2 separate regions of the Homo sapiens genome follow, and region 2 is linked to region 1. A link is an interaction called in ENCODE POLR2A ChIA-PET data of the cell type or tissue named here. Cell type or tissue: PC-3. All regions are shown on one strand. Each heading gives the region's core, and the rest is flanking DNA. Links, peaks and the distances in the headings are about the cores only.

Region 1 (5,389 bases), core at 239-5,238:
TTTGTGGTTCCTATAGAAGGGGAAGTCTATCACTGTCCCTTTATTTATGGGTTGGGACAAGAAAGAATGGGAGCTGACTCCTCTTCTACCTGCTGTAAGATGGAAGGGGTGGTGACTCCAGCTTCTGAGTCTACTTCAGGCAGCCAGATGGCAGCCACTTTCATAATATACATTAGTGTCCCAAGTAAGCCTGGGAGGTGGAGAGTTAAAACTGTCAAGGAACCTTGAATTTAGAAGGAAAATGCATCTTTACCATTTATCTTTTGCGGAGTACCTCCTTAGTAACTCTGGGCTTCGAACCAGGACCATTTCCAGAATGCAAAGAATTACTCCTATTAGAGAAAAATGAACAGTAGATTTACAATCCTTATATTTATAAAGATTGTTAAAAATTGTGTGTGTGTGTGTGTGTGTGTGTGTGTGTGTGCAAGAACATGCATTGAGATTTTGAAACATGCCCATGGACTACAACGAAAGGTTCTTTTTTTAAAAAACAAGTTTTCTTTTGTTTTTAATTAGCTCATAATCATTGTACCTATTTATGGGGTGCAGTGTGATGTTTATATATATGTATATGTGTGTGTGTATATATATATATATATATATATATATAAAATGACAATAAAATCAGAGTAAATACCATATCCATCACCTCAACACTCCTCTTTTCTAGCTATTTTAACTTATAATACATTATTGTTGAGTACAGTCACTGCTTTGCAACTGAGCATGAGAATTATCTCTCCTAACTGTAACTTTGTACCCATTGATACCCATTGATAAAGGTTCATTTAATGTTGGGCACGACTGAGGTTTCTTGCTAATTTTTACCCCACTCCTTTTCCTCATTACACATTCACCAAGTGCTTAGCATGTAACATACACAGAAGCAGAGTGTTGGCCCATTTTTCAAGTTCCTTGGTTCAAAAACATCCTATTAACCTCAAGTCATCAAAAGGATCTTGATGACATTGAGCTATCCCTTGAAGTTTTAAAATCAAGGTAGCTCATCTCTGCTAGGTTTTACCTGACACGTATGTCCAAACTTGACTTTGATTAAGTAAAATTTAAGCAGTTTCCTGCTAGTGCTCTGGATTCTAGCATAAAGTCATTGCTGCAGGTCCTGACCCAATTTTATGACTTGTTTTGTCACAAGATAACTATCTTTTTTTCTGTTTGAGTCTTGGTGAACTGTCTTCCTCTAAAGAATGAGACCTTGTTTGTTTCTTGCCTCCATCTTCCAGGCACTTAAGGTTGTATTCTAAAACATGACCTAGCACATAGAGCTCACTTAAAAGTTGTGGTTTATTCTCTTAAATTCTGTTGGATGTTGGATTATGGTAGAGCTGTTTGGGAAGAGGATTGAGTGGTGGGAAAATGGAGTAGGAAATTGGGTCATGTTATAAAGGACTCATCTGCCTGGGAGCTGGGATTCAGGCACTATCTGGCTCCTCACTAAGTGCCCGTTCTAAGGCAGCTAGCAGGGAGTGGAGCAAGTGCTCCCAGAAATCATGCCCAATGAAGACATAGAGAACTGGATTGAGACAGCTGTTGATAAAGGCCATAGACAAGGCCAGGGGTCTTAGGAGTAAGGCCACCTGGTTCAGGCCCTCTCTGTCTTCCCGAAATGATGTGAAGTCCAGCCACAGGGACACTTGCAAGGGCAACCAGCAGAGGAAGAAGGTGGTTACCACAGTCGCAAGGACCTGGAAGGGTCAGCTAAACTTAACCAGCTGCCTTTCTCTTAACTTCAAGGCTACAAGGATGTAGTAGCCAGTGATGATAGCCAGAGGGAGAAAGAAGCCAAAGAAAAAGTGGGCTGTTGTGACCAGCGTTTGGTGCCATGGAATGATAATCTCTTTCCAAAGTTGGTGACTTCCTTGAGTTTCATTCTGCAGATCATACTGGTTGTACAAAGAGGGTGACACTTTCCACCACGAGTTTCCTTGAAGATCAAGTAGGGAACAGAGAAACAAATTGCCAAAAGCCAGGTCCTCAAGGGCCCCAGAGTTGCCTTTGCTGGTGTGCAATTGTTCCAGGACTAGATTGGCCACAGGATCACAAGTCAGTGGTCCATGGAGATGAGGGTCAGAAGGAAGACACTGGCCAGAAAGTTAAAAATAGACATGGTGCTATTGAGTTTACAGAGCAGCTGGCCAAAGGGTTACAGAGCTACCATAACCAGCTGGAGAAGCAGTGGGAAGATGATGATGAAGTCAGCCACGGGCAGGTTGAGGTACCACCCACACCGTGTTGACTGTGCAGGACATGTGGAATCCAACTACCCAAATGACAAGGCCATTGCCAGCCAAGCCTAGGAAGAAAGTCACTGTGTAGATGATCATGGAAAAGATGTCAAGAGCAGACTTGACCCTCTCCAAAGAGTCATCACAATAGTCAAACATGGACGTGGGACTCTCCACAGTCAACAGTGACAATGCAGACACATTCTCCATGCTACCTAAAAATAGCCAAGGTATATTTAGGCTCAAACTTTCAAACTACATAAACTGCTTAAATTATCACCACTTCCTTTCTTATGATGACTGCAGACAGCTTTCATGTCCCTGCTTTAGGATGTGCCATTCTCTGTTGGTGATATTCCTCCTCCTCCCCCATGTGCTCTTGCTCCTCTTCCTCCTCTTCTTGTTTTCTTATCCATATTCTTAACCACAGTTTTCACCACTTATTCTATGCCAGCCACTATGCTAGCTATGTTCCATATATTGCATATCATGAATTAAGCAGCTACTAGGAGTCCAATGTTCTGTTCATATATTGCATTTAATTTATTTCCCATAACAAATCTGTCATATGGAAAAGAATTATTATGAATGAGAAAACTAAGGTAAAGGGAGGTTACTAAATTACTGAAAATCAAACATTCAGCAGTAAAAAAGCAGAAATGAATTTTGACGTTAGTTCTGCTTAATTAAAAATTCATATACTTTACCTGATTTTTTTCTTTTTACTGTATATTCCTCCTTCAATGGGCTGAAGGGGGGCTCATATTCGTATTTTTAATTTAGTTTACAAAAGGGCTTTCCTGTGCTTCACACTATTTAATAATTTCCAAAATGCCATGTTAGCTACGTAAGACAAATGTTTTATTATTGAAGTGATTTTTGACATATATGAAAGCAAAGACTGAAAAAGGTTGTTTTCTTTGAGCTGTAGCTCACTGCCTTAGGAACTAGCAGACCTGGTTCTTGAACCCAAACCTCCTGAAACCAAATCTTATCTTTTCCTCACCTCATTACAATGCTCTTTTTTATGGGTAAAGGACATCAGGAGGTGGGTGTCCACCCTGGAGGAAGTGGGATCTCTCCTGGTGACTGACCCTCCAAACTCTCTTAAGGGAAGATGGTCACGTCAGCTGCATTTAGGGGCCACATGAATTATTGTCTAACCCATATGAATTATTGTTTTCTCATTTCCTTATGGGAAATGCCTGCTGCATATTGTTGGCATTGCTATCTGTTTCTGTCCTATTTTCCTGTTTCAATTTTTAAGTTCCTCAATGTGTGGGGCCAGTCTTCAATTCTACCTAATGCCTGCTTTTGTTTATGCTGTTCTCGCTACCTAGAATGCCTTCCCCTCCACCATTTTCTGTTGGTGAAATCTTGCACACACACATCCTAGTAGACTTACTTGCTTCTTTCTCTGTTTGTTCATAGCACCGGATGTCTGTTTAATTCTAGCAGTCTTGCCTGCATATTAGAAATGGTTGCTTTGATATCTATCTCAGGAGTCACAGCTTATTCTACTTCTACCACTAAATACCTTAGGCAAGGCATTTACCCTCTCTGAGCTTTACAGCCTTAATTTTTAAAAGCAATATATAATATTAATACATACCTCAGAGGGTTGTTGTGGTAATATAAGGAAATATTTCAGTGAAATATTTAGAAATATATCTGATACATCAAAAACACCCAGCATGTTGGTTATTATTCTTTTTATTGATACCATCATTACTATCCTAATTTTTGTTTCATGCACCACATTTGATTTATATTAACATTCCATAAACACTTGTTTAATTATTATAGTGCTGATAAAGGATAAAGATTCAATGAGATGATACCTGTGAGTATAAATTATAGAATCAAGAGTTATATAAAGCAGAATCCTTTTTCTTGAAGGAACCAGTTATTTCCCTTGTTTTAGATGCTTACTTATTTAAGTGAAGTTTTCCTCTTCTTGCACAATCTCTTCCCAACTTTTCACCCTTCATCTGGCCCCAAATGGCCACCCCCAGACAACTGTGAAACCTGCCTATGCCTCTCTCAGTAGTGGAACCCCACACACTCACCTTCACCAGCTTGGAGCTCTGCTTCCCTGCTGGGGTTTTATAGCAGCCAAATCCATTTTGGAGGCTTTTGAATCTATGGGGCCAAGGGACTCTGAAGGCATCTGTGTCAGTTATCAGACTGGTGAAGTCTCTGTGCTAGGACCTAAGTAATACAGTCGAAAGGAGGAACCTGGGGGCTCGTGTTGAGGTTTGTCTAAACGCCTAGAATTCTTTTAGGGAGGGAGCTTGGGATACAAACAATTTTTATTCATCAGGGCCTTGAAGTTCAGTGATCACTGGTCCGGATAATTAAGACTTTAGGAAATGTGACCTCATCTTTGATGAAATTTATGTCTAAGATTTTGAAACAAATATAAAGACAATTTAAAAGTGCATGAGCATAGTAAAGCTTGACGTTAATTACAACAGCAACAGCTAATATTTATGGAGTGCTTATTATAGAGCAGGTTTAACCCCTTCACTATTCTGTACTTTGGAATCAGAAGGGTGTGATGATAGGATTTTGTAAAAACCACGTCAGAGGATCCCCTGTGGAAACGGAAAGGGTGGTTGCTTAATCACAGACGGCAATGAGATGATTGAACTTTGTAGGCTTAGTGTTGAGTCTAAACTGTGAGACCAGTCTGTAAAATGAGCTTAATCTAATTGAGCTTTAGCTATAAAATCCGTATATATTCCTCTGAAGCTTAAATAAACCCAGTAAATAAAGGTAATTGGACAACCAGAAAGCATAATACAAATGTGTGATTTACGATTTGGTTTAAAATAGTTGGACATTATTAGGATGCAATATTATTAAATAGTATTTGGAAAGGCCGTCCGCATGGGACACTGTGGTAGATGAGAAAACTGATGCTCAGAGAGCTCCTGTCTGTTTATGGCTTGGTTGTGATGGTGAGGGATCTCCCCCATGTGCAGAAAGTCAGAAGTGGATGCTTCCTCAATGATGAGAGGGGCAACTTTGTGGGAGGAACAAAGAGTGAGTGAAGTTTTAAAATTGCAAGACAGGGGAAAGGATAGTGTTGGAGGTAAATGTTGAATACAAATATATGAACGTAAATCTGAATTTAAGTA
Region 2 (5,389 bases), core at 136-5,135, 56 kb before region 1:
GATATCAGACTTAGAAAGAATAATTTATACCTAATTACAGCCTCTGTGACTGAATTAGACCAAGTCAAAGGCCTGGTCTTTTATAGATCATAATAACAATGTCTCCTATTTCTTGAATCAAAGGTTGTAATAAATATTAAATTCTGTTTTTTGAGCTCTGTCCCACAGATTATCCTGAGTAAGGTGCTATAAATGAGATTTTAGAAGCAGATTGTATGAGACCAAGATAAAGCAGCTTCAGGCTTAGGCTACTAACATCTCTTGTGCTTCCCATTTTTAAAAAAATCTAAGCCTTAACTAATCTATTACAAACTAATTCTGTGCTTCATTCAGTGTCCTCAACCTTCATACTTTCCTCCACTTGACACCCTATTTTCAGATCAGAGAAACCCCTGTATAAAACAGAGGATGAGAAAATGAAGATGATTGAGACTAACAATTCCAAGTACATGATAATTCTTAGTAATGTCTTACTAAGATAATTCATAGTAATTTCTTAATCCAGGGACTAGTTTGAGGGACCAAACTTAAAGGGGAATCCTAATGCTATTCCTCTCCTTTTCCTTTAACATGTATGTGAGTAATGTGTCACTGATATTCCTACCGTCCCCTCCTCCATCCACACCTTCAGTAGAGAAGTGGCTCCATGACTGTCATCAGGATTTCCGTAAAACCCTCAGTTTTGGGGAACTGCAGTTGGATGTGGATGAGAACTGCAACTGGAAACTAGAACTGCACCTTTCTTCCCCAATGAAAAGGCTTTAGAAGACATCTCATTTAAATCTTTTCTCCAGTTTTGCTTCAATTAAAAGTTCATCAATGAAATGCTCAGTCTCACCTCTCCCAACACTGTCCCCAGAACTTTATAAGTCTAACCATCAAGGCCAGGATCTTTTCAGATCATGCCTTCTCACAGGACCTTTACTGTAGTCAAGAATCATCTCACTGAAGACAGGCCACAGAGGAATAATAGAACCATTTGCTTTTATCATATACATTTTCATCTCTCCAAGATCCATTCCCACTCTAAATTTTCTTTGTGGCAAAATTTTAAGATGCAGTCTTTAAAGGGAGATTTTTTTTTTCATTGAGCCACCTTTGAGTACCCTAGATGTGCTTAGAAGAAGTGTCAATAATCCAAAGCTTATTATCAGGGACCAGTCTTTGAGACAAGGCTTCATGTCTGTCTTAGAATTTGTAATCTGATTTGCGCTGACCCTTCTTTTTATGTCTCCCATATACATTTGGGCAGATGGACAAAGTTTACTGGGAAACACTTAGCCTGCCTTCTCTTAAAAGCTACAGGCGGAACTTCACTCATAGGTTGCCACACTGAGGGGAGCCCTTTGGTGACATCTAGTCACCCTGTGCCTCCACTTTTATGTGGCGCAGTGAATGCTGTCTCTTCCTAGATCCATGTGAGTCTGGTCTTCATGACTAGAACAGATCATTGGGAATTGTCTTATAAGATCAGATTATTATAAAAATAGCTTCTGTTGATGAGGTTGTGGAGGAACAGATACTCATAGGTTGCATGTGTGAACAAAAGTTGGTAGTGAGATGGGGGGGTGCAGGAGGAAGAGAGAAAGCGAGCGAGAGAGAGTGAGATTGCTGACATGTATATGCCAGATCTGTCTGCTCAGAGGGCCTGGTAGCAATGACACAACAATATCCAGAGCATGAATTCTAAAGGTCATACTTCATTAAAAGAAAATAAATCAGGACTCATTGGACAAAATGGCTGATTCCAGATCTGTGGCAATAAAGATAAAATGAGCCTGGAACATCTTGCTGTTGTAGAAAGTAAAGAAGTACTTAAAGAAAGATGGAAATACTTCAAAAGTCAAAGGAACCAGCTTGAAAGGAGTGGCATTCACAAAATCTGAAAGAGTTTGGGCATCAAAAGATTAATAATAGTAGTGGAATGTAATTCATATAATAAAATTAGAATCCATGATTCCATTCTTTTATAAATAAATAAAATGAAATAAACAGGGAGGAAAGCTTTTTCTTACAGCAGAATGCCAACTCATAACTATAAAAGGAATGATCCATCATTTGGGAAATCAGCATTTAGCAAACATCATAGTAATATTCTAAGGATGAATCATCAATGCTAAAACTAATGGGTAAATGTTTGATGAGGAAGAGGATATTTATGGAGTGTCAGACTATATCTCTACAAGGTCCCCCTCCCATTCTTTACAAGGGGAAAAGGAATAACTTTACAGTGAAGAAACCTAGTTGGTACCAGAATTCCCCCTTATCCTTAGTTTTGCTTCACACAGTTTCTATTACTTGCAATCAATTGCAGTTTAAAAATATCAAGTTAGAAATTACAGAAATAAATAATTCCTAAGTTTTAAATTGTGCACCATTCTGAGTGCGATGATGAAATCTCTCATGTTCCTACTCTGTTCCACCTGAGACATGAATCATCCCTTTGTCCAGCATGTTCACGCTGTATACACTACCTGCCTGTTAGTAACGTAGTAGCTCTCTCAGTTATTAGATCAACTGTGACGGTATTGCAGTCTTTGTGTTCAAGTAACTTGTTCTACTTAAGCGATTAAACGTAGTGAGCAAGGCATGTCAAAAGCCAAGATAGACTTAAAGCTAGTTCTCTTATGCCAAACAGTTAGCCAAGTTGTGAATTCAAAGGAAAAGTGCTTGAGGAAAATTCAAATGATAAGAAAGTGAAACAGCCTTATTACTGTTATGTTATTATGAAGAAAGTTTGAGTGGTCTGGATAGAAGATAAAACCAGCCACAATATTCCCTTAAGCCAAAGCCTAATCTAGAGTAAGGCCCTAACTGTCTTCAATTCTACAAGGCTGAAAGAGGTGAGAAAGCTACAGAAGAAAAGTTGGAAGCTAGCAGAAGTTAGTTCATGAGGTTTAAGGAAAGAAGCCATCTCCATAACAGAAAAGTGCAAAGTGAAACAGCAAGGGCTTATGTAGAAGCTGCAGGAAACCACTCAGAAGATCTAACTAGCTAAGATCATTGATGAAGGTGGCCATATTATACTACAGATTTTCATTGCAGACAAAAGAGCCTTCTATTAGAAGACGTTACCATCTAGAACATCCTAAAGAGGAAAAGTCAGTGCCTGGCTTCCGAGCTTCAGAGGACAAACTGACTTGTTAGGGGACAGCAGCTGTGACCTGAAATTGAAGCCAGGGTTCATTTACCACTCTGAAAATGCTGGAGCACTTAAAGAATGATGCCAAATCTACTCTGCCTATGCTCTGCAAATGAAACAACAAAGCCTGAATGACAGCACTTCTGTCTACAGCATGGTTTATTGAATATTTTAAACCCAATATTGAGAATTACTGCTCAAAAAAGTGATCCCTTTCAAAATATTTCTACTCACTAATAAGGTACCCAGTTACCCAAGAGCTCTGATGAAGATGTACAAGGAGATTAACGTTGTTTTTCATGATTGTTAACATAATGTTCATTTTCAACCTATGGTTCAGGGAGTCATTTTGACTTTCAAGTCTTATTATTTAATTCATTTCACAAGGCTATAGCTATCATAGATAGTGATTCTTGGGAAGGATCTGTGTAAAGTGAAAGTCTCCTGGAAAGGATTCATTATTCTGGATGCCATGAAGATCATTCGACATTCATGGAAGGAAGTCAAAAGATCAACATTAGTAGGAGTTTTGAAGAACTTGATTCTACCCTTATGAATGATTTTGAGGATTCAAGACTTCAATGGAGGAAATAACTGCAGTTATGGTGGAAATAGCAAGAGCACTGGAATTAGAAGTAGACTCTGAAGATGTGCCTGTATTCCTGCTATCTCATGATACAACTTTCACAGATGAGGACGAGGAGTTGCATCTTATCGATGACCAAAGAAAAGTGGTTTCTTGAAATGAAAACTACCCCTGGTGAAGATGCTGTGAACCTTGTTGAAATAGCAGCAAGGCATTTATAGTATTACATCAATTTAGTTGATAAAGCAGTGGCAGGGTTTGAGAGGATTGGCTACAATTTTGAAAGAAGTTCCATTGTGAGTAAAATGCTTTCAAACAACATTGGTGGCTATAAAGAAATCTTTCATAAAAGGAAGAGTCGATTGTTGTGGCAGACTCCACTGTTGTCTTACTTTAAAATATTGCCACACCACTCCAGCCTTCAACAACTCCCACCCTGGTCAGTCAGCAGCATCAGTATCGAGGCAAGCAAACAATTATGACTTCCTGAATGCTCAGATGATCATTAGCATTTTTTAGCAACAAAATATTTTAAATTAAGCTATGCGCATTGTTTTTTTAAGGCATAATGCTATTGCACACTTAATAGACTGCAGTACAATGTAAACATAACTTTTATACGCACTGGGAAACAAAAAAAATTCCTGTGACTTGCTTTATTCTGATATTCACTTTATTGTGGTCTGGACCAAACCTGTAACTTCACTAAAGTATGCCCATATATAGGGTTCAGTACTTTCTGCAGCATTAGGCATCCACTGAGGCTGTTGGAACATATCCCCCAGATTAGGGGATAGAGGGGGCTACTGTATCTCTCTAATCAAGTGATCAAAGTTAACATCACCAAGAGTAGAATGAACAGACATCCTATATATCTCTCTCTCTTTGTTTTTTTGTTTTTGTTTGTTTGTTTGTTTGTTTGTTTTGACAGAATCTAACTCTGTCGCCCAGGCTGGAGTGCAGTGGCATGAACTTGGCTCACTGCAATCTCTGCCTCCTGGGTTCAAGTGATAAGTGATTTTCCTGCCTTAGCCTCCTGAGTAGCTGGGACTACAGGTGCATGCCACCACACTAGGCTAATTTTTGTATTTTTAGTAAAGACGGGGTCTCCCCATGTTGGCCCGGATGGCCTTGAACTCCCGACCTCAGGTGATCTGCCTGCCTCAGCCTCCCAAAGTGCTGAGATTACAGGCGTGAGCCACCACGCCTGGCCCTGTGTCTCCTTAACATCATGCACTCAAAAGGACACAGCATCACTTCTGAGGTATTTCTACCAAAATGCATAATCTGATTCTAATCAGATAAAATAAAAGTTTTGTTTCTGTAATTGGTTAACTCCCCCAAGAGGATAAAGCCAACCAATAAATGACTGAATAAAGAAAATGCACACAGTTAAGAGTAAATAAGTAAAGCAGACACTAGAAGAGATAGGAGATGAGATGTATGTTTTCTCCCTTTGACTCTGCAGGTCCTTCTTCATGGTTCATATGTGACAGGAGTACTCAGCTGAGTTTTTGAATGCCTGGGGTATCATCTTAGCCCTGGCCCTGGTCCAGCAACAATTTGCATTGTTGACCAAATTTTGATGTAATTATTTTCAGTAAAGTATAGTTCAAATGTCTTGTAGAGCCTACTTACATAAAAGAATTTAAAAAGAGCCA

The links. ChIA-PET counts read pairs that join two places held together with the same protein. Peaks named below come from ENCODE experiments on the same cell type or tissue, not always from the same donor. Only the 100,000 strongest peaks of a DNase experiment are listed, where the experiment ranks them.
Region 2: POLR2A ChIA-PET joins it to region 1 with 6 read pairs; 4 of 35 experiments call an interaction of 5 or more read pairs at or near these places.

What each region holds. Positions count from the first base shown.
Region 1 is chr5:147,850,211-147,855,599 of GRCh38, forward strand. It overlaps the pseudogene LOC100288484. Among named protein-coding and RNA genes, the nearest start is that of SPINK1, 21 kb to the left of the region's middle. In PC-3, for the core only: no CTCF peak of the experiment used is centred there; no DNase peak of the experiment used is centred there.
Region 2 is chr5:147,794,644-147,800,032 of GRCh38, forward strand. No RefSeq gene overlaps it. Among named protein-coding and RNA genes, the nearest start is that of JAKMIP2, 15 kb to the left of the region's middle. In PC-3, for the core only: no CTCF peak of the experiment used is centred there; DNase peaks (open chromatin) are centred at 2,088 and 2,458; H3K4me3 peaks cover 963 bases; H3K27ac peaks cover 1,977 bases.